2 separate regions of the Homo sapiens genome follow, and region 2 is linked to region 1. Evidence: chromatin loops called from intact Hi-C (ENCODE). Cell type or tissue: psoas muscle. All regions are shown on one strand. Links, peaks and the distances in the headings refer to the core of each region. The heading gives the core; the rest is flanking DNA.

Evidence for each region. Hi-C counts contacts between places; a loop is a spot of excess contacts. Peaks named below come from ENCODE experiments on the same cell type or tissue, not always from the same donor. Only the 100,000 strongest peaks of a DNase experiment are listed, where the experiment ranks them.
Region 2: it touches region 1 in a loop (4-fold over the local background); 2 of 110 quality-filtered maps call a loop at or near these places.

The regions. Positions count from the first base shown.
Region 1 is chr2:179,854,538-179,869,922 of GRCh38, forward strand. ZNF385B (zinc finger protein 385B) reads right to left here and starts at 7,075. Exons shown (of 10, transcript NM_152520.6): 1 at 6,564-7,075. It overlaps MIR1258 (microRNA 1258), which reads right to left and starts at 6,371; the gene lies at 6,299-6,371. In psoas muscle, for the core only: no CTCF peak of the experiment used is centred there; a DNase peak (open chromatin) is centred at 6,994; H3K4me3 peaks cover 2,964 bases; H3K27ac peaks cover 4,026 bases.
Region 2 is chr2:179,926,376-179,941,760 of GRCh38, forward strand. LOC124900526 (small nucleolar RNA SNORA43) reads right to left here and starts at 8,163; the gene lies at 8,026-8,163. In psoas muscle, for the core only: a CTCF peak has its summit at 10,516 (motif pointing left); no DNase peak of the experiment used is centred there.

The DNA of each region.
Region 1 (15,385 bases), core at 3,950-11,949:
CTAAGAGGAATTTGAAGCTGAGCCCTGGCTTGAAATCAGTATAAACCAACCAAGAGTCCAGGCCTCCAGACGATGAAAACCTTATTTACTACACTATCCGTCAGATGGACCTCTTTAACTAATGCAAATCAAAAATCACAGCTCTCTGTAGAATTTTACACAATTTTAACACTGGTATACTGAAGCAAAGATTTAGAAGAATTCGCTCATTATCTCTCACAATGGGCCTTTTCTTAGTGTAGCTCAAACTACTTTTTAAAATTTCATTATGTCTTCTTAATTGTGTTATTAAAAAAGTACACATCACATCACAGTATGGAAAATAAACATTAGGCTGTTAGTGAAGATTTAACTGCAAATATTGTCCTTGATCCTAAAGTAAATACAGAAATGAAACTTTTTATTCCAAGAGAAAACAATGAAAAACTGTACTCATCTACAGTTCTTTCACATGCAAAGGATATCAGCATAACAATCTCGATAATCATGATCGAGTAGCTCTGCCAGGCCCACTGGAATCACAGAGCACCTCTTTTATTTATTTTCAGATGTGTACAGAAAAAAAAAAGTGGAATATGGTCCCCAGTTAATATTGTTTATGTCCATTTATCTAATCTTCGTTTTGCTGATATAATGATAACATAATAACATAATGGCTATTTCAGAATCTCAGCCAAAAAGAAAAGAAAAAGTTGATTAGCTTTTGCCTGCATAGCACAGGATATCTCTCTCTGTGTGCTTTTCTTATTTTTAAATTCCATTTCCCATTATAAACTCAGAAATGTAAATGCTTTGTACATTCATTTTTATTTCCAAAATAAAATGCTCTCTTAGGTCCATGAATTTCAATCTTTTTTACTTGTTGATGATAGAACTGTCTTTGTTAAAAGACTAAGTCATTTTTCATAAAGTAGGTATGAAAGCCTGGTCATCTTTTGTACCAGTTTATATGTCTTTTAATCCATCTCTGCTATTTATGAGATCATAAAGTTGATGTGGCACCAAATAGATCAAAAGCAAAAGGGCAATTGTTTTGTATCAGTATATATACTTTCTTCAGTATTTTTTCACTGACTTCTAAAAAATATGCTCATAAATTTCTTTTCAGACTGATTACATGGTGCTGAATATCTTGAAACTGACCAGGGTGGGCAAGAAAAGTGTTCACTTGGCTAAGGCAAGATGACCCTTAACCAATGCAGTGAGTGTAAGTTTTAATAGTATGATTATGGTGATAAACAGCTACTACCATTTCTTGAACAACCACAGTGTGCACAGTACTCTACTGCTGGCTCCAGGGTCATTATCCTATAACCAAGTCAGCCCATTTCACAGATGAAGAAATTGAAAGCCAAGGAAGTTAAGTAACCCCTGCCCCAAGCTCTCAAATCTGGTGGTGAGTGGCTAAGCCATGGTTTGACTTGGAAAAACACTGCATTCCTAAATACCGCACTACACTGCCTTTACAGACCAGGTACTATAGTTCTCCATCCAGGCTGGAAAGGGGGAGATTTTTAAAATACTGACATATTAAACCATCCCCTAGAAATGGCTAAGAGCATCACTGTTTTTCTAAAGTTCCTGAAGTGATTACAGTGTGAATCCAGGAGTGAGAACAACTGGATTAGAGGATACCAGGGAATATTCATTTTCTTAAGAAATAAGAATATTTCTTCAATTAGTGCTAGAATAACAACTAAAGTTCAAGTTGTTTATCTAGAACAGGAACCTGAAACAGGAACACCAGACGGGGGCATACATCAGCACCGGGATCATCAGAAGATTTTTGTTTCCTCCCCTCAACCTGCTCCTCCTTCTGCCCCACGTGCAGATCCCACATGGCATTTTAGTGCTTAAGTAGACCCAGGAAGTAACCCACGCCCTTCATCTACAAGTGATACAGGAGCCCAGAAAAGAAACAGCTGTGCCCAACATCTCACCCTAGCAATAAGGAGAGCTTGAGTCTCCTGCGCCCTATTTCAGTGCTCCTTTTGCTAAAAAATTTTGGAAGCAGTAGGAAAACAGGTGGGGCATAGAGTCAGCCAAGGCACCTGAAGAGAATTTTAAGAAACAGAGACAGCAGAGACAAAAAAAAAAAAAAAAAAGTCAAAGCAGAGTGGGAAAGGAGAACAGCCACAATCCGCAATCTGCAAATAATAGGGAAATGAGAAGGAATATTTAACAAAGCAACGCAACTGGCCAGAGAAAAATGTAGTAAGGAGAACTAGCAACTGCAATCATGTATCAGTAAAATGAGGTAAAAATACAAGGGAATAAACAAACCTTCCATTCAGCTTCAGAAAGCATATCCAAGCCCACAGTACTTTCAAAATAGAAAATAATATTGAAGCAAAAACAAACTGTAGGAAAATCTCCAGGCAGAGAGGCAGAGGCTGCTAGAAAATCCCAAGTCTGTTAAGCATCATCTACTGCACCTTGCTTCTCAAAGCGTGGTTCAAGGATCACCTATTTCAAAATTACCTGGGAGCTTGTGAGAAAGGCATAATCCTGGGCTTATTCCTAAACTTGTTCAACCAGAATCTGCATTTTAATAAGATTTTCTTAATGATTTACATGCACATTAAAGTTTAAGAAGCACTGGTTCTACTATAAAAACCATGTTGAGGTGTTAATAAAAGACAGTTATTACACAAATTGGTACTACAGAACTCGGTAAAATTCAATCCAACTAGTTAAATTATTTGTTGATGTCCTATGATATGGCAGGCCCTGAGCTGGGTATTTCAGGAAATGAAGGTCCCATGTTAGGCAAGGTTGGTGCAGTGCCCTTAGGGGAGAATGCACAAAGCACATATATATCAGGAAGACACTGACTCGTAGTCCACACGGAAGAGATCAAGCAAAATATAACAGAGTTTGCTGGAGCAAAAGCTGGAGTGCAGAGGGAGATCAGGAAGCATGTGCAATTGCACTGACTCTCTCGACAAGTGGAAATAATTGTAGGGAAGTGAGAGGGCCCTTCCTAGCAGAGGGAACAACATAAGCAACGACACAGAGCTCAGAGACCTGCTGTGTTAAGGAAACACTGCCTTCAGCCTAGAGAAGTCTCAAATTGTATCAAGGAGACTTGGGACTCTATGACGATGCCTCAGGACTACTAAGGGTAGGGAGGGGGAGCTAGTGGGATTGTTGGGACCCCATTCCAACCATTTAAGATTATATTTTAATAGATTCCAACATTGAAAAATAATATTTGAAATGTATCATGGAGCCAATACACATGGTGCTTTTAAAATTATCACCTAGTGCCGTGCTTGTCATGTAGTAGGCACTCAAATATTCACTGAATAAATTAATAAATTAATGACTGGATCAACCAACCAACGAGATCAAAGTAAAAAAAATGCAGAGCTACTTTGAGGCTGGACTGCAGAGGGTCTTCACTGTTTGAGGAGGGGTTTATATGTCACTTGGTAGGACACTAAGGAAAAGTTTACTAGCCAGTGATTAAGCTTGGTTCTCTTTTGGGAAGCTTATTCTGCACAACCAAGTGTGAAATGAATTGGGAGAGAATGGAGATGGGAAACGAGTCAGGAAGCCACTGTGACAGCCTCTAGAAACAGATAAGAAGACTGAAAAAAATAGCCACCATGGGAATAGAAAGATGAAGAAGCAGGCATCATAAAGCATCATGGAGATGAAGTCTGTGGGACTTTGTGAATTTTATGTGGAAAGCAAAGATACTGGGAGGGTCATCAGTGACTAGGAGAAATATTAAAATTGACACAAAGTCACCCTTGTTCACTTAGGAGAAAGATGTTAATTAGAGCTTAAACCTGGTAGAGTTGAGGCACATAAGAGCAATATAAAGCTGTCTCTTAGGTGGTTCAAAATGTAAATATAAAATTTTGGAGGGAGAGTAGAGCTAGGATGTCACTTCAGGAAGAAATAATCTAGCACTAATAAAAAGAAACAACTGAATAAAAAGTAACATACAAAAGAGCAAAAAGGAGATAACCTATAATCTATAAAACCACAGAGATCAAGAGAAATCCCCAAAAATTTTTTTAAAAAAAGAAAGAAAGAAGAAGAAAAGGTAAAAAGACCATATTGAGACACAGTGGGGACAGAGTCAGGAATTGGGGTGGTGGCAAAATAGAGATAATGAAACGGCGTGGAGGGGTTATAATAAAAACCAGAGACACATAAAAAGCGGTGGGAAACTGGGACAGACACACACTCCCTGTTCTTTAGATCTTTGAAGACATATAGGATATTATGGGAACAGCAGAGCAAATTTTGCCCTTTATTTATGTGAACAAAGACTCACTCCTGTAAGAAGTTAGCTAATTGCTCAATTTTTAAAATATAAATTGTTGCTATGAAAAATCAAGCAATGATATCTTCAAATTCAGCTTGGAAAAAAAGTCTAAGGGCAGGGGAGGCGGGGTGGCCAGTCCAGGGACTTAAGATCCTTGTCTTTTTCATGGTGCCCAACTCCACATAGCATTAGTCTGTACAGGCATTTCACCTTTCAGAATTGTTTTGAAAGATTTTTTTTTCTCTGAATCAGGTCACTTGCCTGAGAAAAAGAATGCTGAGAGCACCTGATATGCTTTGATCGATCCTCATTTAATAGTTACACTTTTTAAAGTTATCTTCCAGCTGCTGACAGGTCTCACTAATTGGCCATATTTGGGTGACAGGTACTAATGACAATTCCCTCTCTGATTTGACTATAGAGGAGACACCTCCGTTTGGTTTCCTTTGTACCTCAGTTGAAGAAAAATACATTAAATTCATTGTTTTCTTTTTGCTCTGTGAATCTGTATATTGTTAAAATGCTGTAAAATATCAACATTTTTTTCAATATAGATGATACTTAGTGGTTATTAAACTTCTATAAAGAGATCATTACTTATGTAATGTAAAATAATATACTGCAAACAAAGCACATAAGAAACTATGCTGCAAAACATTGTATCACCAAGATGATTCCAACATGGACAGTAATTTTTCCTTTGTTAGGAGAATTCACCTTCCCCAAAGCATTTTACTACAAATGCATCCAAGAGAGGTCAAGGAGATCTACAAGAATAGCTATCTGATTTGTGGTTTTTATCCCAAGCTTCCTCAAATCACTTTTGGAAATAGGTAAGAGTGTAAATTATAAATCCACAAATATTTAATTTATGGGAATATAGAATCTGAAAAACAACCAACACTTTGATCAAATAAGCATCTTTTTCATCTTAAAAACCTCAAGTAACAGAACTTGCAATGCTGTATTTTGCATTCTAAAGGCATTTATCTGTTACAGGGAAGGGGCAGCACATACTCAACGCACACATGGCATCAAAATAAGATTAAAGGACTCTGAAAACCAGTGAAATTTGGCCTTGGAACATTTAAGGGAGTTCTTTCAAGCCAAAGCCTTTAACTTACCTAAGATGTAGCTTATTGACTTTATGAAAAGCCCTCTTTTTAATTAGATAAATGCATTTCCTACCGTTTCATGAATTGTGTGGACGCTGCCAGTTTCCACGCTTTAGGCTAGGCCCTATAACAGAAATGTTTTGTTCCTTCTATAGGAACATCTTTTGCTACTACATCTTGACAAAGTTTGCATTCCCCTTGGTGTGATATTCCTCAGCAAAGCAAAACCAAAAGGAAATGCAAACCTCATCTCTGTATGAAAATGAAAGAAGACGTTTCCCAACCCAAGAACTTTTGAGAGCATTCCAAAACTGCGTTATTTTGTATTCATGGGCGTGGGGAGAGGGGGGATACTTCTTGGCAATTTATTTCCCCTGAAGAACAGCACTCCCTATCCAGGTTCACCATAAAAACTGTGTGTCCTCCAGAGTCTAGGGAAGCATCGTCCTGCCAGCTCTCCCTTCTCCCCACAGGCCCCCGCACATAACAGTGGCGAAACAGATGGTCCTCCCCCTCCCCTTCTCCTCGTCCCTTCCGCAGTCCCACAGTGTCCTCCCACCCTTCCCTGACACCTTCACCAGCGCTTAGTGGCCGAGGCCGCCCGTCAGGGCTCCCAACAAGTGCAAACTTCGGGGACCTTCTCTCTGCTCCTCTGCCCCCATCTCATCTGGGTTCTGCTGCAGAACTCTCCCACGACCCCAAGCTTCGACCGCTACCCTCCTCACACACCTCGGTCCCCTAACTACCCATTTCCCGGTCATTGAGAGAAAGACAAACCCCAAACTTCCAGCCCAGGTGACGAGGCGCTGCGGCTAAACATAGCGGGGCACTCTCCTCGTCCTTTCCCCTCTCCATCCGTCCTTGGGAATTGGAGCCTACCCTGGGGAACAGAGGAGTATGCTCCTGTGGCTTCCACGACCTAATCCTAACTCCAGGGACTCGCAGGAGTTAGGATTAGGTCGTGGAAGCCACAGGCGCCTGGGCGCCCTCCTCTACAAGTGGGACCTTGAGACAAAGTGCAAACTCTACCGGGAGGGGGGCTCCTGGCCATTCCCTCGGGCGGCGCGCCCAGGTGCAGGCTCGCTCTGCGGAGGAGGGCGGGGGCCGGGCAAGCAGAGGGCGCCCAGTCCGGGGGCGCCGGTCTGGGCTGGGCGCCCAGAGCTTACCTCGGCGCGCGGGCCGCGGGCGCGTGGGGCAGTGGCTCCTCCAGCCGGGAAGCTGTTGCTCACGCTCCGGTGGTTGCTGCGGTCCCGCCAGGGCTGCACCGGGGCTTCGCGCAGACGTTCTCCCGCGATCTGCTGCAGCCCAGGCGGTGGCGGTGGCGGTAGCAGCGGCGGCGGTGGAGGTGGCGCGGGCGACAGCTCGGCCCGGCGCGGCCCCTGAACTGTCCAACTCTTGCCCGCGCCGGGCTTAAGCGCCCGGCCGCTGCCCCCGCGCTGAGCGCCTGCGCACCGGGCCTCGCCCAGGTGAGGGGCGTGTGCCCGGAGCCCGCTGGGCGCGCCCGGCCCGGCCCGGCCCCGCCGCACGCCCGCCCCCCTGGCCTGGCCGAGGACCCCGGGGTTTGGACGTGCCAACGCCACTCTCGCGCGCCGAAGCTGTGACGGTTTACTAAGCAGAGACTTGCGAGGCACACAGAGAGGGAATGAGGCGGAACCGTTCGGGGGCTCGTTGACACTGCAGAGCCTCCCGCAGCATCGCTGCCTTAAATCCCGCCTTTCCAGGCGTGCGCGCACAGCGAGCCAGAGGAGGCTCCGTCCCGACCTGGGGTCCCCCGCGGTCCTCAGCCCGGGGGCTCGGGTCCCCGAAGAGATCCTTGGCAATGGCAGAGGTCCCAAAGCCTAGATGCCAAGCCCCGCGATGGGGCGGATGCTTCCAATATTAGTCAACCCAGAGTGAAACTCTCTTCTTGGAGATCGTCAGACCAACTATTTGTTTTTCCTCTTTGACCACCCCTGGGCTAGCAGAGCACAGCTAGCAGCTTCGGCATATTTGGCGGAGCCGGGAAGGCCCGGAGCGCAAGAAGGCATCGCAGCCTCGCAGCAGATCTGAAAGGGTTGTGGGCGGGGGGCTCATTTTCGCCGGATTTCTTTTCCGTGTTTAAGTTTTCAAAACTAAAACCTGTCATCGGTTACCCTGATGTAGAGGGCATCTTCTGAAAATTAGTGCAAACATGGCCAAGGTGCTTGGTTCTGAAAGGGAAAGCACTTAGAACACTTAAGAAAGGGAAAATAATTTTAAAAGAGCAGTTTTCTGAGATTACTTCTTTGGGGAGAAGTTCAATAGTCATAAATGACAAGAGAGTTGTGTTATATAGCAGGGATTTTTTTTTAACCAGATGATCTTAAAATATTTTTCTTTGGTTCTTGTCTCAGATGATTGACACTACGTAAATAATCCTGCAGCTGTTAATGTCTTGGCATAATCGTCTAGAATAAATATCTTAACGTCCAGCCAAAGCCAATGTTGTTCTCCCAGGGTGGGCTTCAGATGTGACAAACAATCACACCATCCTAGAGCTTTCTAAGGGAGCAGGCTGTGTTTTTAAGCACCTTGGAATGTAGAGTTATTGCAAGCACCAGCACATTTGAGGTACCAGCGTGAGAAAGGGCATAAATCTGACTTACAGTTTTTGTATTTTTAGAATCCAAATATCTTCACATCCAGGTCGGCAGTCTCAATACTAAGAACAAACGTTTATTGGTGTGCTTATTCTTAAAACTGTACCTTATTTGAAGTTGCTACAGAAGGACAGCACCAAAATTCAATCATTTTAACCCAAAAGAACATGAGCTATGATAATTGCTTAAATTATCTTTCACAAAATTATGATCTTAAGGTCTCTTGTCATCAATAAAGGTTATGTTGAAAACACGTCTTTCACAAGTCCCTGAAGGTCAGTAAGATGGAGCTCTGGCAGACTGGGACAAGCAGGAAATTCCAGAGGCAAAAACCTTCCATGAGAAAAACACCCAGCTTCCAGTGCCATGCACTTCAGAGTTGGGACAGCGTGGTTGTCGAGGTTGCCTCTGAGCTCAGGTAAGTATTGATATCTCCAGGAATCTAAGATGCAGAGAAAGGGGTGAGGGCCCCTTAAAGTCTCCAGTCAACACCTTGGATTGCACTTGGAGGCAAATGAGTAACCTCTGCAGAGTGGAACACCTGTGAGAAGTGTTCTCCGTGGCTTGCACAGTTTAGCAGCATGTGCATTTTTTATGTCCTGCAAACTGCAACTATATCCTTCCCTCCTCCCTGTCTATTTTTAATCACCTATAGCTAAGACTCACGGCAGAGAATAATTTGAGGGTTGCATTTCCTAACAGCTGAAAGAAGCATAAAATACATGCAGACAACTCCCAATTATTCACCTGTGACATAACTGACTAAGAATCCTGCCCTTCACGTCCTTAGCCAAGGCAGGATTAAGGCCTCTGGAGCCCCAAGCACAAAACAATTGCAGTGCCTCCTTTGTAAACGCACTTCAATATGGAAACAACATTAAATTTAAAAACACAATATTTAAATATATAGAGAAAAAACAGCTTCTGTCTCGATTTTCTGATGCAAATGTGTTTCTATTGTATAATTTGTCATTGAACATGCCTTTACAGTGTTATCTGACATAGGGGATTCTCCTGTCCTCAAAGCCTCCAAGCACCATTTTCCTGGAAACATTCTGGCTCACTCCTGGCAGTAATGGAGTAAACCGACTCAGAGAACTATAGCCCTAGGTTCGGGGCGTTAGGAAAGTGGTCAGGATAGCAGCAACACTGGAAGGGTAGTTCATCAAGGAAAGAGCCCAAATATCAAGGAGGAACATAACAGAAAGGGATTAATTTAAGGTTTTTTTTCTACTTTTGTGTTTATGAAGTGTATAGTGCATTAGTTCCTAAATATTGAAGACCTTAGCTAGACGAACTCCTTTTAACTACATTCACAAATTTACACTTTCCAGTGAATAAAGAACTTGGTGATAACAAGGAACATCAACAAATTTGGAGACTTCATAGTTCCCTTAGTTTTACTATATGAGAAATGGAAATGAGTTCATACATAAGATGTATACTACTCGGGTGATGGGTGCACCAAAATCTCACAAATCACCACTAAAGAACTTACTCATGAAACCAAATACCACCTGTCTCCCAAAAACCTACGGAAATTTTTTTTAAAGATGTCATATTGTAAAACAAGGCCCTACAGACATTTTGGATCACTTTGCAGCCATCAGTGAGACTCTGTTCTCCAGGCAGGGTGCCATATTTTGAAAACCACTCCTGCAATGGAAGAAAACTGGACTACCTAGGAATAGAAAACCCAAAGTTGAGGGGTATAGCTCAGTGGGGAGCATTTGACTGCAGAAAACCCATTTCTTAATAGGCTACTAAATTATATTTGTTTACAAGGGTGCCTGAATATCTTGTGAATGTCAGAAAATTCTGTATTTTATTTCAATGTTCACATGTTGTGAGAAATTAATGGGATAGAGGTTTTATAACATTTGTTCTTAACAGTCCGAACTCAGGCTCAGTTAAAAAAAAAGTATTTCTTCAAAGACACTTATAGTAATTGTCTTAAGGAGGTCTGCCCACTCAAAATAAATAAAAATGAATTGTAACAAAAAAATGGGGATTTATTGATCAGTAAGTTTTCAGTATCATTTTCTTGTATGTTTGAAAAAAAATAATGGAATTGATAGATTTTTAAGGCTAATGAGATGATTTTAGGTAGAAGTTCCAAATTTGACCTAGACTTATATCTCTAAAAATGTGTGAAAAAGTATAGTTTATTTTAACTGTAAATCTGAAAGTTGTTCCTGAGTTGTCAATTTGTGTTTTACATTTGTCTCATTTTTAAATCTGTTTAAAATCTAACTGTAGCATATGTATTTGGAAGGTGAAAGGATATAAAACTCCTTACATCTCAAGCCTACTTGAGAAACTGTGCTATTCTTTTTGTCTCTCTCTGTGTCGGGCAATTCTTTTTATGTGAATCTTTAGTATTCTTTGAAAAAGAATTGTCCTCTTGGCCTATAATTATTTTTTAACTGGAAATTGGGTTCCCTTTCATCTTCCTTTTTTATTTGAATACTCTTAGCAGAGAAAGGCCATGTATTTAAATTCCTTGCTCACTAATACATCTTCCTTTTTTACATTTAACACATTATGATTTATTTTGATATTTCATTATCTTGATATTTAATTATTTAAATATTTTTCTCAAGTGTGACTGAGCTGTTTGTTTTCACTCTTTCCTCCTATAAATTTGCTTTCTTGAGATCTAGTGGAATTGGTGCTTTGCTGTGACATCATGCCCCCTCTCTGGGGCAGTAATATCTTTCATATCCAGAGGTGATCAATATTGTAAAAGTATTCCTTCTAGACTGTAGCCATGGCTTTGCAGTAATAACAGTGCTTCTTGTTATGCATCTGTCCCTTTGAAACCTAATCCAGCACTGCCTTGGGCCCCAAGATGAAGACTACACTGATTTTACAATACCCCAAATCCTTTCCTGATTAGATTGCAAGGTGATTACTGTGGTTAACACACATTCCCCAGTTTGGCTCTTTGCTCTGAGATAAATATAAAATAATTAATCTTCTCTTAACTGCATTTGCAATTTTGATTTTTCTTCCACCTTTTATAAATCTGAACATAGTAACACTCCTTTCAAAAATGCTCCATTATTTTCTAGGCTCAGTTTTTCAATTCCTTCCCTTGGGCAAGTAACTCATAACTGCCTAGTAACTGTGGAAGCTCCCCAATGACTAGTATCTTTTGATTTCAAATTGTATTTTTAAATCGTTTTCCATTTTAACCAATATCATAATTTTAGATAAACTATGTTTATTTAATGTTGAGCTTACTGTGTTGAATAACTTTCAAAAAGCTTTAATGTCTAAATAGGCAACACTTAGCCCTTATCAAAGAATGCTGTGTCCAGACACTGTACACGTGCATTGTCTCATTTTATTGTTATGAGAAGCCTATGAAGGAGAAATTGTTAATACCACTTTACAAATGGGGAAAGTGAGAATCAGTAAGTTTGTGATATGCTCAAGATCACAAATTGGCAGAGCCACAATTCTAACCCAAGTTTATCTCAGCTGTAAAAAGTTCTTTGTATGCTACTTCTTGAGGTTAATCAAAAGTGTTGATTAGACTGTAAGTTCCGCTGAAAGTAGAAATCCTATCCTATTGGTTCTTTTGTCTTTTATAATACCTAATACATAGTGCCTTATAAAGAACAGCTCAGTATCCGTTTGCATAGTACATGGTTTTACATTTTCTCTTCTTCACGTGTACAGCTAGTGTCACCATAGCTTTTGAAGCCATTCTCAACTTAGTTTCCTTAAGGCAGGGTTACCTTAAAGAAGTTGAGAAGTCTGAGGAGAAAGACCCCTATTTATTGATAAATTATGAATACATTGTAGCTTTTGACCTCTCAACATTTTTTGATTATGGATGACCAGCTGGACCTCCCTAAACAACTCCCTAAAGATAGTAGCTATTTCCTATCTCATCTTTTCAATAAGGTTTTCAGACCCTTAAAGCTAGGAACTATTTCTTATATTTTGTTTGCATTCATGCACTACCTTCAGTGCCTAGGACTACCAAACCAGCTGTAGATATTCAATGCAAGCTTAAATGCAGCTGGGAATTTTTCAGTCTTATGCACACACATGTAAATGACAGGATCTGATTTCCTGCTGCAACAAAAGAAGTCACTTTCAAGAAGCCAGGTCCAGGCAGTCATTCAATCATTTCAATAATTATTCTGTATTTAATATACAAGTCTTTCCACTAAGCACCAGGGATACAATAGTAAACAACATGGAGTTTATAATTTACAAGCTGTAGAAATAATAATGGTTTTACTATAGACCAAACAATGGTTGCTTCTTGTCCTATTATCCAGTACTTATCTCCCTGTTGTGTTCCCTTTAGTATGTTACATTTTCACTTTGCTTGTCAGGTCCCTGCTCCTTCCCTCATTTTCTAATTCGGCAATCCCTTTTCCCATCTCTCATTTTTATTAAAGATAATATACTAATAACCCTTTCAATTTGAAAATAGATTTTGCTCACGTTTTCCAGTTTCCAGCTACTGGCCAAAATTCATTTCCCTCTTTTTATAAGGGGCCGGCACTACTTGGCCAGTTTAAGGAGCCATCAAAATCCTAGCAACAACAACAACAAAAAAACAAAATGTTATTGAAGCTGAGCTAATTGATGGTATTTTATGGAAGTCCTTTGTGGACAGAGCCCTTTATCCAAGCACCTTTCAAGAGTTTTCAAGCCATTAGGATCAAGGCTAGAGTATAAGTGACAATCGTTTAAACATCAAACATTACCTGAAGAACTCCATGCTAATATAGGCATATTCTAGGGGACTGGTAGAAATCATTGTAGCTCAGGTGGATTTTCTGAAAAAGGTTTCTTAAAGGAGATGGACCCAGCTGAATTATAATTCAGGGAGCAGGGGTGGCATGAGCAATAGGGTGGGGTTATGAAAAAATCTGAAGCCCGGAGGACAAAAATGCTAGTTTCATCTTCTTGGACAGTGATCTTGGGCATTTGAAATAAATTTCCTGAGCCTCTGTTTCCCTATCGTTCAGCTTTGGCACTATCATGACACTTTCTGAACTGACCTCTGTGAGCCTCTTCACATTTGGAACTGTCTTCACTTGCGGTTTTTTCACACTTATGAATGAAGTTTTCTCACTTTAGATACAAACATTTAAACTTCCAAAACAGATCAACTAAATTGGTAGTTTACTACATTTTAAAAACGTATTTGCTTAAACAAATTTCTTCACAAGGTCTGATTTGTTCCCCATGGGATAATTGGCAATGTATGTGAAGACATTTTTTGATTATTACAAGTCAGGGATGCTGTAAAGGGCAGAATGCTGCCAAATAAATGTGAACACATAGGACAGCCTTCCACAGCAAATAAATGTCCATTAATAGCCAAGGTTGAGAAATTAATTAAAAGGATTATTTTCTATAGACAAAGGAAAGGTATATATAACGTTCATGCCTGCTAAAAATAAACATTGATTTAAAATAGCATGAGATAGCATCAAATTAGCAAACTTTAAAAAAGTTATTAAGATAACAATTCTAGCAGAATTGATATTCATTGGCTCAACTGCTTTTCCTAAGAGCAGTGTACCATATTTATCAAACTCTTACAATGATTATTCCTGTTGACTCAGTTGGCAATTTCAATCTAGAACTATATGTCATGGAAATAATGTTAAATGCGGGGGAAGTGGCCCACCAAAAATATTCATCATAGCTTTATTAATAGGAAAATCTGAAGACAATCTAAGGGGAATGGTTAAACACATCTCATTATAGGAATGTTATGTAGCTATTCTCATACATGATGTTTGTTAGAAATTTGTAGTAACATGAAAAATTATTAATGATAATGTGTAAAGAAAAGGAGAAGGGCCAGGTGTGGTGGCTCACGTCTGTAATCCCAGCACTTTGGGAGGCCGAGGCGGGCGGATCACGAGGTCAGGAGATCGAGACCATCCTGGCTAACACGGTGAAACCCCATCTCTACTAAAAATAGAAAAAATTAGCCGGGCCTGGTGGTGGGCACCTGTAGTCCCAGCTACTCAGGAGGCTGAGGTGAGAGAATGGCGTGAACCTGGGAGGCAGAGGTTGCAGCGAGCCGAGATCGCGTCACTGCACTCCAGCCTGGGCAACAGAGCAAAAGACTCCGTCTCAAAAAAAAAAAAAAAAAAAATAGAAAAGGAGAAGATAACTGGAATATAGCATGATCACAACAAAGCAAAATAAATCAATGCCTGAAAGATTGAAAGAAATGTGAAACACATCCATATAAATTGATTTATAAACATTTTGATTGACAACATTTCAACCACACTGTATAAGTCACATAATACATACATGGACACATCTCCACGATTGTATTTTGTGGCATATACCATCCGATGTTTCTTTCACATATGTTAAGTTTTCCTGATTTAAAAATCTAGGAAGACAGGAGTTTACATTTTATTTTCTTCATCATATTAAGGATGTAGTTATACGTTATACGAGACTATTAAACAATCCAGGATTCTCTCATGCATTGTTGATGGGACTGTAAATTGATACAGCCTCTCGGGAAGTTACCTTATTGATGCGCACGTGCTTCAACACAGCAATCTCACGTTATTCTAGGGTCACAGTAACAGATCTAAGCAAAGCTGTATGTACAAAGGGGTTTATTATATCATAGTTTGAATAAGGAAACTTTGGACGCAAACTAAGTGCCCAAAAACAGAGAAATAATAAAAATAAATTATCCTACTATGCATTAACTAAACTTTTTATAAGTAGAATATATTCACAGATAAACTTTTGTTATCAAAGTAATAAGGGCTTTTCAAAAAGCCATTGGCAGAGATGAGTAGTATACACTATCAGCTTTAGCAGACTTGTGACACTCAAGCTAGTTTAAATATCTGCTGACACCCTAGGGTTTTTGAAACCTAAATTTAATCTCTTCTTATCTATGTATTAATTTTATTTAATGAAAAACCAACAAATATTAAAACACATTTGTACACAGAAGAAAGAGGCATATCCTAGCTAGGTTAGCGGTAAAATGCCACTTAAGCTTATCCAAAAAATAATGGAATTAAATTTCATTTGTTTTAATTGTAACCAATTATTGTATAACCTGGCCTAGATGACCTTCCCTATTGCTGGGAACTTGTGTTTCTCAAGACAACCTGTGTCACCTCTGGACAATTTCAATTATGAATGTTTCTTTTTCATAGTAATTCCAAATTTGCCGTATTGATTTTCCTCACCTCTATTTCAAAAGTTCATTTCTTGTAAACAATTTTCAAGTTGCAAGCCAGGCTCCCTGCTTATCTCCTTCCATTGAAAGAAGAAAAAGTATACCATCAGGTCAGGCTGTCTGAGGTAAAAATTTGGCGGAACATCAGCATACCTTTCTTGCC
Region 2 (15,385 bases), core at 6,554-14,553, 74 kb after region 1:
CTTTTAAAAATAGTTTTTACAGCTTTTCTGTTATTTCCTATCTTTTCACAAATACTATTCACCTTTTCTACTAGTACCATTAGCTAGTTTATCATGATTATTTTAAACACTTTGATAGGTTCAACATTTCGATCATCTTTGGGTCTTATTCAAGTGGCTATTTTCTTTCTTGATTATGAGTCATTTTACTTGCTTGTGTATCTCATAATTTTCATTAAATGCTAACATTGTGTATAAAGGAATAGAGATGAAAGCAAATAAAACTTTCACTTAGAAAAGGGTACCTTCTTTTCAGTCAGGCTGTTAATGAGAGAAGTTTAAACTATCTGTAATTGAGATGAGTATAGACTTTCTGATGCTCTAGATTTAGTTCAGCACAGACTTCAAAGGTTTGAGGGTAGGATTAGAATATTCCCTTTAGCACAGCTTGAGATTTGAGTAATTGGAGAGTTTGCCTAAGTTCTCTTTCCCTGACTTTAGCCTTTGGTATGCCTAGTGCACCTGTTTTTCAGGGGATTATCTGTCAGCTCTTTAATTTATCTCTCAGCTCCAGTAGGCTGCTGCTTTAAACTTGTGAGGCCTGAAATGCCTGGAAGTTTTCTCGCAGTTGTCCTGCTTTACCTTCAGGTTTCAGCAGGCCCAGAACACCTGTATCTAAGAAGAGCAGTGACATCTCTCACAAGTGTCCTACCCCTCACCCAACCATAGAAAGCTCCCCATTCTCAGGCCCATAGTGCTTTATGGAATTCCCTCCATTCTCCTGTCTTCCTTCATACTTTAGCCTGTGCTTCTGAAGGATAGATCTCTCCACTTCTCTGTCCTTCCCCAATCTTGCCAGCAATGACTCAGTGGAGGCCTTTGGAAAACATCTGAAACGAGCAAACTGTCTTTGTATATGGGCCACTTAGGGTTTCTGAATCATCATACCAGCCTTTATTTGGCTTTTAAAAATATGTTAAAAAGCTCAGCCATTTTCTTCTTATTTGCTTTTGTGGCAGCTTCCTCCTCCTCCAGCTTTTCTACAAGGATGGAGTAGCTGAGGATTTCTTCTCTCACTTTGATTTAGTTCATTAGTCTTTTCTTGCATCCTCAGCTCTTTTGCTGAATCAAACCTATGAATTTGTTATCCCCTTTCATTCTTATTAGGGTAGGAGCAATGTTTCCTTGTGACTTTCTATATTCTACACCCTAAGTGGATGCAAAGGAGCTAGTATACATATTCAAATAACATAAGACTATCTCTTAAATCTTCCTATACAAAATTAAGTTCTTCAGATAAATTTATGTTATTTCTCCTATATCCAGGCAGGATTATGATTACATTAACTTGGATTTGATCCTAGAGATTCTCAATCTTTTCTTGATAAAGTTACTTTCAATATAATAGAAGTTTTGTGTCCTATCATAGAAATTAGATCTAGTGTAATTAAACCTTATCCTAAGCAAGTCCCTCAACAATGAATCATCTCTCTCCCAATGACTCCCCACCACCTACTCTGTCACTTAGGCACCTTCCTCTAATATGCCTGTTCTTTAATCCAGCCTGCACATTGCTTAGAGAGAAACACTAAATCACAGAGCTGATCCTGTAAGTCCCTGTCTTTGAAGCCCTTCAATGACTCCCCATAGCACAGTTAACGATGCTCTTCATGATCTGGCCCTGCATTATTGTTACAACCCCTCTGCTCTAGATCATAAGGTATACAGTTTTGTTTGCATTCAACACCTATTTTGAATTCTTTTCTGTTTAGTAGTAGAAAAGTTAATCTAGTCAATTTTGGGTAAATCCAGTGAATTCATTATTTTCTTGCTCTTCATTTTCTCCCCTAGGTTGAGTGTCTCATTCCTGATTGTCATGGGCCTATCTTGAAATATTTCAGTTATCATCACTCTTCTACACTGGAAAATCCAGCAGTGTCTGAGTTTTCATTAGTCCTCTAGTCATGGGTTCCACATTATATCTGCTGCTGTGTTTTTTTCCTCCTTGTTATGAAGCCCAGCATCACAAATTCACAGGTTCTCAGTGTCATCTTCACAGAAAAGTCTTTTGGCTACTTCCGTCTCCTGGTTGAGTCTTACAAGGACTCTAAGACTTCCTACGATTCTTCTGTCTATTCATTATATTCAGAAATTTCTAACCTACTCTCTAGTGCTATGGTGATACAAAGAATTCTGTGGGGCTTGTCCTTTTCTAGGCAACCAAGAGGGGCAGCAGAATACAAGCCTCCTTAACTGTATTAGTTTGTTTTCATGCAGCTGATAAAGACATACCAAAAACTGGGAACAAAAAGAGGTTTAATTGGACTTACAGTTCCACATACTGGGGAGGCCTCAGAATCATGTTGGGAAGCAAAAGGCACTTTTTTTTTTTTTTTTTTTTTTGAGACAGAGTCTAGCTCTGTTACCAGGCAGGAGTGCAGTGGCACAATCTTGGCTCACCACAACCTCCGCCTCCCAGGTTCAAGCAATTTTCCTGCCTCAGCCACCTGAGTAGCTGGGATTACAGGCATGTGCCACCATGCTTAGCTAATTTTTGTATTTTTAGTAGAGACGATGTTTTATCATGTTGGCCAGGATGGTCTCAATCTCCTGACCTTGTGATCCACCCACTTTGGCCTCCCAAAGTGCTGGGATTATAGGCATGAGCCATGGCGCCCTGCCAAAAGGCACTTCTTACATGGTGGCAGCAAGAGAAAAATGAGGAAGAAGCAAAAGTGGAAACCCCTGATAAACTCATCAGATCTCATGAGACTTATTCACCATCATGAGAATAGCACAGAAAAGACCAGCCCCAATGATTCAATTACCTCCCCCTGGGTCTGTCCCACAACATGTAGGAATTCTGGGAGATACAATTCAAGTTGAGATTTGGGTGGGGACACAGGAAAAGCATATCATTCCACCCTTGGCCCTGCCAGATCTCATGTCCTCACATTTCAAAACCAATCATGCCTTCCCAATAGTCCCCCAAAGTCTTAACTCATTTCAGCATTAACCTAAAAGTCCACAGTCCAAAGTCTCATCCAAGACAAGGCAAGTCCCTTCCACCTATAAGCCTGTAAAATCAAAAGCAAACAAGTTACTTCCTAGATACAATGGGGGTATAGGTATTGGGTAAATACAGCCATTCCAAATGGGATAAATTGGCCAAAAAAAAGGGGTTACAGGGCCAATGTAAGTCCGAATTCCAGCAGGGCAGTCAAACCTTTAAGCTCCAAAATGATCTCCTTTGATGCCATGTCTTGCATCTGGGTCACACTGATGCAAGAGGTGGGTTCCTATGGACTTGGGCAGCTCCTCCCCTGTCGCTTTTCAGGGTACAGCCTCCTTCCTGGCTGCTTTCATGGGCTGGCACTGATTGTGGCTTTTCCAGGTGCATGGGACAAGCTGCCAGTGAATCTACCATTTTGGGGTCTGGAGGATCTTGGCCCTCTTCTCACAGCTCCACTAGGCAGTGCCCCAGTAGGGACTCTGTGTGGGGGCTCCAACCCCACATTTCTTTTCCTCACTGCCCTAGCAGAGGTTCTCCATGAGTGCCCTGCCCCTGTAGCAAATTTTTGCCTGGGCATCCAGGCATTTCCATACATCTTCTGAAATCTAGGTGGAGGTTCTCAAACCTCAATTCTTGACTTCCGTGCACCCACAGGCTCAACATCACATGGAAGCTGCCAAGGCTTGGGGCTTCCACCCTCTGAAGCCACAGCCTGAGCTCTACATTGGCCCCTTTCAGCCATGGCTGAAGTGGCTGGAACACAGGGCACCAGGTCCCTAGGCTACATACAGCATGGGGACCCCAGGCCCGGCCCACAAAACCATTTTTTCCTCCTGAGCCTCTGGGCCTGTGTGGGAGGGGCTTCTGGGAAGTTGTCTGACATGGCCTGGAGACATTTTCCCCATGGTCTTGGGGTTAAGGCTCCTTGCTACTTATGCAAATTTCTAGAGCTGGCTTGAATTTCTTCTCAAAAACTAAGTTTTTCTTTTCTACTGCATCGTCAGGCTACAAATTTTCTGAACTTTTATGCTCTGTTTCCCTTTTAAAATGGAATGCTTTAGCAGCACCCAAGTCACCTTTTGAATGCTTTGCTGCTTAGAAATTTCTTCCGCCAGATACCCTAAATCATCTCTCTGAAGTTCAAAGTTCCACAGATCTCTAGGGCAGGGGTAAAATGCCACCAGTCTCTTTGTTACAACATAACAAAAGTCAAGAGTCACCTTTGCTCCAGTACCTAACAAGTTCCTTATCTCCATCTGAGACTACCTCAGCCTGGACCTTATTGTCCATATCATTATCAGGCTTTTGGTCAAAGCCATTCAACAAGTCTCTAGGGAGTTTCAAATTTTCTTACATTTTCCTAACTTCTTCTGAGCCCTCCAAACTGTTCCAGCCTCTACGTGATACCCAGTTCCAAAGTCGCTTCCACATTTTCAGGTATCTTTTCAGCAATGCCCCACTCTACTGGTATCAATTTACTGTGTTAGTTTGTTTTCACGCTGCTGATAAAGACATACCCAAAATTGGGAATAAAAAGAGGTTTAATTGGATTTATAGTTCCACATGGTTGGGGAAGCCTCAGAATCATGGCAGGAGGTGAAAGACACTTCATACATGGTGGCAGCAAGAGAAAAATAAGGAAGAGGCAAAAGCAGAAACCCCTGATAAACCCATCAGATCTTGGTGAGACACATTCACTATCACGAGAATAGCAGGGGAAAGACTGGCCCCCATGATTCAATTACCTCCCCCTGGGTCCCTCGCATAACATGTGGCAATTTTGGGAGATACAATTCAATTCGAGATTTGGGTAGGGACACAGCCAAACCATAGCATTAACTTTGACAACTTCAAATTTATATGGGGTCATCTGTTCTCCCTTGAAGTTTAGAGAAATCTTATCTTAAATTGGAGTTATAAAAATGAATTCTGCCTCATAACATTCTTCTCCAGGTATCTCTGACTTACTCTTGTACTACAGCTTTTGAAACTCAAAAGCCAAGACTTGACATCTTTGTTCTCTGGTTCTATAGGGACATCTCCCAGTGAGCACAATGTGGCCCCCTGTCTAATAACTTAAAAGCAGAAAGGGAGTACTGGGTAATAGAAAATAATGGGGAGATGGAAGGAGAAAGAGAACCGTATCACTTAATATTTCAAAACATCCACCACATAAACTTGTTTTTACCCTTTTCAGATTAAAGTACTTGAGACCAACAGAAAAGCAAGATAGCAGCATTCCCTACACTACTCCTAGTTGTTTTTTAAAGGTGATACTATTGCGCCTCTATCAGTAGAGCATATACTTAGGTTGGGTTTTTTATTGTGTCCATATAGTATGTTAACCATTCACCAGAATCTCCTCCACCCTACACTTCTGATCAGTAATACACACCAGATGAACAGTAACCAAGAGATAGGGGCATCGCCTACAATGACACAGCCAACAGAGCTGATTGATTATACAGAGGATTCTCCTAAAAACCCAGATTATGAACCACAAGTCTCTTAGAGTTAAGAACATTATAAAAATTAATGTTCTTAATTGGTAGGACAGCAGTCCTGCTACACTGCAGAGATGCTCTTCTTCTTCTTCTTCTTCTTTCTTTTTTTTTTTTTTTTTTGGAGACAGAGTTTTGCTCTTGTTGCCCAGGCTGGCATGATCTCAGCTTACTGCACCTCCACGTCATGCGTTCACGAGATTCTCCTGTCTCAGCCTCCTGAGTAGCTGGGATTACAGGTGCCCACCATTACGCCTGGCTAATTTTTGGTATTTTTACTAGAGATGGGGTTTCACCATGTTGGCCAGGCTGGTCTCGAACTCCTGACCTCAGGTGATCTGCCTGCCTTGGCCTCCCAAAGTGGTGGGATTACAGACGTGAGCCACTGTGCCCAGCCTTGGCCTTCTTCTTTATGTTGCATTTTGGCATACAATAAAACCATAGGGTCAGTAGGGACCAAGAGCTCAAACAAACAGGAGATGCCTTACATGCTCAAATAAGAGAGAATTCTTTCTTTCAAAGGCTTATAGGAGATTCCACAACCCTCCATAGCCAATTTGTTCAACATTTCTCTGACAGAAAATGTATCCATTAAAAAGAAATCATGCAGCTGCTGAACAAGTTTTGACGGTTATTTTCTAAACCATGGTGATAGAAACAGTAATACCATGGCTTTCAGGGAAAACCTTAACATATCTGAAGGTCATTCCTGAAGCCTTCAAAGAGGCTAATATATAAAACAAAACAAAACTGACAATGACAAAAACAATGAAAGAGGCATTTTAAACATTTAACATTTGTGAAGCTAAATATTGAGGTTTTAGGTTGCAAAACTGACTACTTAGGAGAAAAGACCAGAAGAAGAAATCTCTCTCATGATTAAATAAATTTAAGTTTATAACATTATGCGGTGTTACACTAGTTGCTGTGCAAAAAGTTCAGGGATTATTTTTTGTATCAGACAGCTTTTGTTGTGTAGCAAACTATTAATAAATACTCTAAAACTAGTGGCTTAAAAGAGCAAACATTTATTAGTTCTTGAAGTTCTGAGAGTTGGCTGGGTGTCCTTCTGGTCAGTGCCAGACAGCTCAAGGCTCACTCACATTTCTGGCACTTGGCAGGCTGACTGGTCTGAAGTGGGTTTACTACTGTGTGTGGCAGTTGGCCCAATGTTGGTTAGAAAAATGGCCATGATCTCTCATCATCCAGCAAGCTAACTGGGGCTCATTCTCTTGGTGACGAAAGGATATCCAGCATCAGGAGAGGCCAATCCTCTATGCACAAGAACTATTCGAGCTTCTGCATGCATCATACTTGCTAATGTTCCATTGGTCAAATTAAGTCATATGCTGGATTTAAACCTCTCACAGAGGTGTGAAAAAATATTCCTGGGGTAAAAAAGTTGAAATTCTAATTATGGTTCAGATAAAAACTCAGATTTGGTATTGGGTATCTATTTTGGTACCAAGGGTGAAGTGAAGGAGTATATCTCTTGATGATAAGGAGTATATCTCTTGATGATAAGGAGTATATCTCTTGATGATAAGAGGAATTAGAGAAATTTGTGGCCATGTTATAATCTCCCACTTCATGCATCTTTGTCTACAGTTAAGATGAGGCAACAATTTCAGCTGTATTTGAGTTGAAAAGAAGGTCAAAAGCAAAGGTTATTCTAGGAGACTTTTAGATAGCTTCTTTTGCTATTTCTACTGAACAGAAGGTGTACAAATCCTAAGGATTCACAATTCAATGTAAAATGAATACACTTGTGTAACCAACACTTATGTCTGAGAAGAGAATATTACTGACACCCCAGTAGTTTTTTCCCAACATTTATCCCTTCTTCAACATTACCCCACTCTCCTTCTCAAAGGTAACCACTATTCTGACTCTATTAGTTTTGCCTGTTTTACAACTTCGTGTAGATGGGATCGTATAATGTGCATTCCTTTGTCTGACTTCTGTATTCAGCATATATGCTTGTTAGACACATTCATGTTATTGCATGTAGCTGTGGTTTTATCACTTTCATTACTGTATAGTATATTCCATTGCATGAATATAACACAAATTTGAATGTTTGGGTTATTTTCAATTTTGGCTGTTGTGCATTTCTTTTGTTGCACCTGTGTGCACATTTTTATTGAATAAATATCTAAGAGTAGAATTGCTGAATCAGGTCAAGCACAGTGGCTCACGCCTGTAATCCCAGCACTTTGGGAAGCTGAGGCGGGTGGATCATGAGGTCAGGAGTTTGAGACCAGCTGGGCCAACATGGTAAAACCCCGTATCTAAAAGAAATACAAAAATCAGCCAGGTGTGATGACAGATGCCTGTAATCTCAGCTACTCAGGAGGCTGAGGAAGGAGAAGTGCTTGAACCCAGGAGGTGGAGGTTGCAGTGAGCCGAGATGGTGCCTCAAAAAAAAAAAAAAAAAGAAAAAGAAAAAAAAGAATTACTGAATCATAGGAAACATTTATGTCCAAATTTAGCTGATACTATGCAACAGTTTTCTTCTTCTTCTTTTCTAAGAAATGTCAGGCTATAAACCATTCTTAGTGCTCACTGGTTTGTGAACACTGAGCATAGAAATAGCCACTTTTTCTTTGCTCCAATAGTACAGGCACAGCACAGCAACTGTGTCTATGGGGCTGGCAAGTCCAGGATAGCATCTGCAGGGCAGGGCAATGATTTTCTTTAACACACTTTCATGCATACATTTGATCTTCATTTTGGTGTCCTAGGTTTTAAGCTAATGCATTTTTGCCTTCTACTTTCTCCTGGTTTACCATAAAATGCTTACATTTGGACTTCAATTGGGTAAATAGTAGTTTGCCTTGCATTTAAAATTTCATAAAACCTCAAGAATCCAAAGTGTATCAAATCATCCTGCCTAGGATTCAAGGAAAATAACTGAACTGTTCCCCATTCATTCATCAAATGTTTATTGAACACCTACAAGCAATTTTTTTATTAAACCTGGGGATATAAAGAAATGTAAAATTCAACTTCCAATCTCCAAGAAGTATCTACAGTAGTTGATGACTCTTTCATCAGTAGCTGTCTGCCCCTTTCTCATGCCTTCCTGTCCTCCTGTCATTTCAACAATAGTTGCCTGCAGCATAAGTAAGCAATGCGTAGCAAGCTGGTAGCCATGAATGGGATTATTTGTGCTACTGTAGGCAGCATCTTTCATTTACCACAAACAATTTTCTCTTCTCTCCTTTGGATAACTATCCATGAGTTTAGTCTTTCCCTTTTCTGGACAAAAAATTATATTAAGGAGAAGAGTAAAATTGTTCTAGAAACTTGAGGAATGGTGATAATACTTATTTTTCACATTCTTTCCTGTATTTTAAGGGTCTGTATGTATTTGTTGTACTTGTGTATAATGGGATTTTCAGACTACATTTATATTGTGTAAGAAGATTGAAAATGTTCACAACGTTCCTGCTGTTCAGTATTTCATATTCTAAAATGATCTCCAGAATACATTGGTTGTTAAGGTAATGTGCTCAAGTATCTTTGTGGCTTAAAGGAGGTATTACAACTCCCAAAATAGCTATGCTTAGTCCTTCTCACTGGTAATATAAAACCAATTTTTGTTTGTGAATTGAATTGTTGCACCTGTGCAGTGCATTTCAAAGCCCAGGAAGGGTGCTGTTAAAGGAGAGATTCTCTGTAATTTATAAAAATGGAGCAGTGATTTCTAGTGAAACAATCAACCTCATCTAAAAATCTCTCATTTAGATGTTTCCATAAAATATTAAGAGACACCCAAAGGTCCTTTATTGTATTTTTTCCATAGGCATCTTTATTGAGTCTGTACTTATTTCCATCTACAGTTAAAGAGCTGCAAGCAGAAGTATGCAAGCAAAAGTATAGGATGGTGGGAATAGCTGATTGTACCAAATGATTCAAACTATCCATCAACAGGAAAATCCTTGAATTAATACAGATACTTTTAGTGCAAGTGGTACCAATCCAAACCAAAGTAGCTTAAGTAGAAAGAGGATTCATTGGCTCATATAACTGGGAGGCTAACTTCAGCCACAACTCAATTCAGGGACTCAAACAAAATTGTTCAGATTCTGCTCCTCTCTCTGGGCCCTGCTTCCTTTTGAGCTGCACTAATCCTCTCCTACTGCACCCTACCTTTTTCTATGGGTCAGTGACTGCTCCAGCTGCAATAAACACCCTTCCTGCTCTGCTATGCCTTTAGACATGGCCATGTGTTTCATGGCCAAATTGAAAAACTACGAGAGAAGAACTCCTTGTGGCCCAGCTTAGGTCATATGCTCCTTCCTGAACCAATTACAGTGCCCAGGGGAATGGGGTACTAGGAGTGGCCAGGCCAGAAAGTTATTTTGTTAGCTGGTTCACTAGAATCATTTCATCAGAGAGAGGAACAATCCTCAGACAAAAAAGCAGCAAATGTTCAGTACAGCTCTCACAGGGGCTTCACATATATTAGTCACAAAAATAGTTTTAGGGCAGGGAAGATCTATGGTTAAACAAAATAGGGTGCTATATAAAGAATGGAACTCACAATGACTCCTAACTCATACCAAAGATACTCATTCCAGGATTTCCTGTTACCAGGAGAGAAGCTGACTTGCAGTTGATTCAATCTCATTTGCTCAATCTTTTAGGTATCGTAATCCATGAAATTACTGATAAAACAACTAGGTAATTCACTTTAACAACCACTTGACTGTCACTGAAGTGTCTGATCAAAAATTAAGGTGTTAGCTGTGTGAGGTGGTATGTGCCTGCAGTTCTAGCTACTTGGGAGGCTGAGGCGGGGGGAACACTTGAGCCCAGGAGTTTGAGACCAGCCTGGGCAACATAGCAAAACCCTGTCTTTACAAATAAAAAGATGGTTAAAAAAAAAATTAAGGTTCTTGCAAGAGTGAACCTTCCAAGGTAACCTATGGACTTTGGGTGATGATGTGTCAATGTAGGTTTGCCAATTGTAGCAAATGCACCCCCTGGTGGGGGTTGTTGATAATGGGGAGGCTATGCACACGTAAGGAGCAAAGCGTACCTGGGAAATCTCTGTACCTTTTGCTCAATATTGCTGTGAACCTAAAATTGCTTTAAAAAATTAAGTCTATTAAAACATTAAAAAATACAGACATAACAAAATGAAGGTATTCAGGTATTAGATAACCTAATTATCTAATTCTCTAACATAGCATTAAAATAATTCAATAGTCACAGCTAGTTGTCCCTCAGATAAAAGTTGGTTACAGCTACAGTAAGAAACCAGAACCTGTATGGGACAATCATATTAACAGGCAAATAATAATGCTTATATTTGCAGAAAACCTACTTATTTCCCTAGAATATCAAAGTATCTTGACAAATAAAAACAGTTGGAACATTGCTGTACACCACTCTATTAAATGAGTTCCTCATTTAAAACAAATTTTGTCCTCACAAAAACAAGAGGGCAATATAAGTCTACAGAGCTTTATTTGAGTATACAAAAGTGATGCTGTGTAGGACAAGCACCATCATTGCCATCCACTGGAGTAATTCCTAAATGTTAGGTCTATGACAATGGTAATGAACTGGGACAATCTTTCCTCCCAGGGCATAATTGGCAGTATCTGGAGATGTACTACAGGACTGGGAGATTTGTACTCTTGGCATCTAGCAGGTAATGCCAGGATCACTGCTGAATATCCCATGTTGCATAGGATAGCCCCATACAACAAATAATCAACTGGTGCAAAATGTCAACAGTGCTGAGGTTAAGAAACTCTGGCCTATGGCAAGATGCAGAGGGAAAGGCAATGTTTAAGACAAAACCCCTGCCCCCAATGATTGTATAATCTGCTTGAGGGGGTAAGATAAATGATAAGGGTGTTTCCTAGCTTTTCTTCTAGGACGTTTATAAATTGAGGTCTTACACTTAAATCTTTAATCCATCTTTAGGTAATTTTTGCAAAATTTTTGTAAAAAAGTTTGTAAAAAGTAAGAGTCTAGTTTCATTCCTCTGAATATGGCTAGCCAGTTATCCCAGCACCATTTATTGAACAAAATAAATCATCAACAGAGTAAACAGATAACCTATAGAATGGGAGAAAATATTCACAAATTATGCATCTGACAGAGGTCTAATATCCAGAATCTATAAGGAATTTAAACAAATCAACAAGCAAAATATAAATAACCCCATTAAAAAATGGGCAAAAGACATGGACAGGTACTTCTCAAAAGGAGACATTCAAGTGACCAACAAACATGAAAAAAATGCTCCATATCACAATCATCAGAGAAATGCAAATCAAAACCACAATGAGATACCATGTCATACCAGTTAGAATGGCTATTATTAAAAGTAAAAAAAAAACAACAGGTGCTGACGAGGCTGAGAAAACAGAACACTTACACACTGTTGGTGGGAACGTAAATTACTTCAGCCACTGTGGAAAGCAGTTTGGAGATTTCTCAGAGAACATAAAACAGAGCTATCATTTGGCCCAGCAATCCCATGACTGGGTATATATGCCCAAAATAATGTAGATTATTATACCAAAAAGACACACACACTCATATCATCATCACCATGCTATTCACAACAGCAAAGATGTGGAATCAACCTAGGTGTCCATCAATGGTGGATTGGATAAAACAAACATGATACACACACACCATGGAATATTACACAGCCATAAAAAATGAAATTATGTCCTTTGTCGCAACATGGATGCAGCCAGTGGCCATTATCCTAAGCAGATAACAGGAACAGAAACCAAATACCACATTTCTCGGTCGTAAGTGGGAGCTAATATGGACATAAACATTGGAACAATAGACACCACAGACTACTAGAGAGGGGAGGGAGGGGATGGGGATGGCAGCATAAGTCGAAAAACTACCTATTGGGTACTAGCTCATTACCTGGGTCTCACATACCCATGTAACAGTCCTACACGTGTATCCCCATATCTAAAATAAAAGCTGAGGCCAGTCAGGGTGGCTCACGCCTGTAATCCCAGCAGTTTGGGAGGCCGAGGCAGGCAGATCATGAGGTCGGGAGTTTGAGACCAGCCTCGCCAACGTGGTGAAACCCCATCTCTACTAAAAATACAAAAATTAGCCAGACATGGTGGCAGATGCCTGTAATCTCAGCTGCTTGGGAGGCTGAGGCAGGAGAACCACCTGAACCTGGGAGGCGGAGGTTGCAGTGAGCCAAGATCACACCGCTGCACTCCAGCTTGGGCGACAGAGTGAGACTCTGTCTCGAAAAAAATAAAATAAAATAAAATAAAAGCTGAAATTTTAAAAAAAGGATAAATGATAAAAATGATCTCAATACACAATGCATTAAGTACTGATTACAGGGTCTTTTAACACATGGGGCTTGAATTGCTTACTTTTATGAGAGTAGCAAGGAAGATGTGCTGAATTTTGAAAGATTTGGATAGGCAAACAGAAAAGGATATTTCAAGTGGAGGGTACACTGGAGGCAGACATCCAGAGATGAGAAAGAACAATGTCTTTTCAGGACAGTAAATAACCAGCCCTGTCCAGCAGTGTTTGTGCAGCAAGGCAATCAGCAAAAAACGTTTTCATTTGTCAAGCGGGATCACGTGGCTGATGCAGTCCTGGCTCTGCCATGTCTTAGCTGGGTAAACACCAGCGTGCAAGCTGTAAAATTGGGATATCTCTTACCTTACAGTTGTTCCTGTAAAAATCAGACACTGACAAGCCTGTCACATCGTCTTGCTTAAAGGATGGCAGCTCCTAGAGCAAACATTAAGAAAACACAGGTTGAACTTGGACTTTAAAGAAACTAAAGTAACAGGGTGGAAATTTACATTTATCCTATGGGCTGGAAGAGTCATTGCTTCAATGTATAAGGCAGTGACAAGATGAAAATAATGCTTTCGATTAATCTGAATCTAGGTAGATGATACCTAAGTGGTCTCTCAGCTTTTCTGAATGGCTAACATTTTTCAAAGTATAAGTTTTTATTTTTTAAAAAACTTGACTATTTTCTGCTTCCTCCTGTAATAATTTAGGCTCAACTGAGAAGAGGTCCCCGTTGCTCATGGCTATATCCTCAGCAACTAGCATAGTATATGACACACAGCAGAGATAAACAATAAACTATTGTCTAACAGTTGAAACAGAAAAGAAAAAGTAAAAAGGGCCAGAACTATGGTGACAGCAGTTTGTGTGGGAAGATAGGGGTGCATGCCAAAGTTTTCCAAAGCAATTTGGTGATTTGGATATAGACTAGCAATGAAAACTCAGGTGATGGGAGATTGGTGGAACCAATTGCAGGAGATTAGAAAATATGCAGATTTTAGGAAAAACGAATTGTATTTTACATCCCTGGATTACAAGGAGGGAGTAGGCCAATGAAATGCAGAACTAAAACTTGACAAAAGTTTTAGAGCAATTTAGCTAGCGGGGATTACTGAGGTTAGCAAAGTAAAAGGTGTTTCAAGAAAGATGAAGGACCTTATCTTCCCACTCTATGAGGAGCAGAAACCAAAAAATGACCTTCTATGTCTAACAGTGCCATTCCAAAATTAAGTAATAGTTTTTGAGGGTCTAGAGTGGAGTCACAAATTAGCTACTGTAAAGTTAGTTTGCCTGTAGATCATTTTGTTTGGACAGCTTAATTCTGGCCTATTTAATAGTCAACATTTAAAAATCAGAAGCTCCATAAAAATTCGGATTATTTAATTCTTTCAAATACCAGGGAGATGGTCAACCTTGTCTTCATTTTAACAGGCAGAATTGGATGAAGCTGAGTAAATGGTGCTGCCTTTAAATGACTCCAGTTCACTACCCAATTTGTCTCATTTGTGATTTTCACCTGGCCCCTGTAGGTATTAGAGTTTGCAATTCCTGGTCTAATGGTATTATGTCAGCTTTAATGAAAATGGTTAAGAATAAAACCAGTAACAGCAATAATAGCACACTGAGCACTTAGTTGCAGGCACTAAGTATGCCACAGAGATCACCCACCATTTGAGGGAGGTGCTATAATTGTACCATTGTACAGGTAAAAAACTAAGAGGTTCAAAGACCTGCCTAAATGTCAACAGCCAGAAAGGGGTAATGGTAAGATTAAAAATCCAGTCAGACTTAATTTGCAGTTGCCAAATAGTATTCAAATTAAATGGTACTAAGTTACCCTATATGAAATCTGAGTCTTTTCCTAAAAGCAGATACCTCCATTTCAGCCACAGGAACTTGTGCTCTTTTCCGCAGTAAATACACGGACATGCACACCTCTGTGTGACTTTGGGTTGTTATCTCATTGCCTCTTACCTGTGCCTAAGATGATCTGAGATGAACTCAATAGCTTAGTTTCTTGCCATAAATCATGAACTTTGGGTGGCGGGAGGGGAAGGTGGGAGTGGTAGAGACTTGTCTTCATTTTTATGTCTAGTAAACATAAAATGCATAGATGCAATTAACCAACTTCAAGAAACTGAAGTTCTAATTGGAGATATGCAACAGACTCAGAGGTTTTTAATGAGGTTTAGTAATATGTGGGTGAGTATAAATGGAAGTTGTAGAGCATATTCAAGGTTGAGGGGACACAAGACATCACAATGAGAGCCAGGAACACCATTTGGAGATGTTTCAATGAGTGTTTCAAAGTGTGTAATGTGAAAATGTCCATGTTAAGGGAACAGGTTTCCAAGATGTCACATTGGGCACTCTGAGCTCTCTCCTAAAGTATCAGTGGGTGTTAAAGTTTGCTTGGCTGAATAAATATTCCGTGGAATATACACAGAACAGAATGAAAGAACTTGAAAGATCAGACAGAAAAGACATTTGACTATATTGGAAGAAGTGAGAATTGGATTGGAAAACAAAGGCATCAGGATTCTAAAAAAATCTATGGGGAAGACTT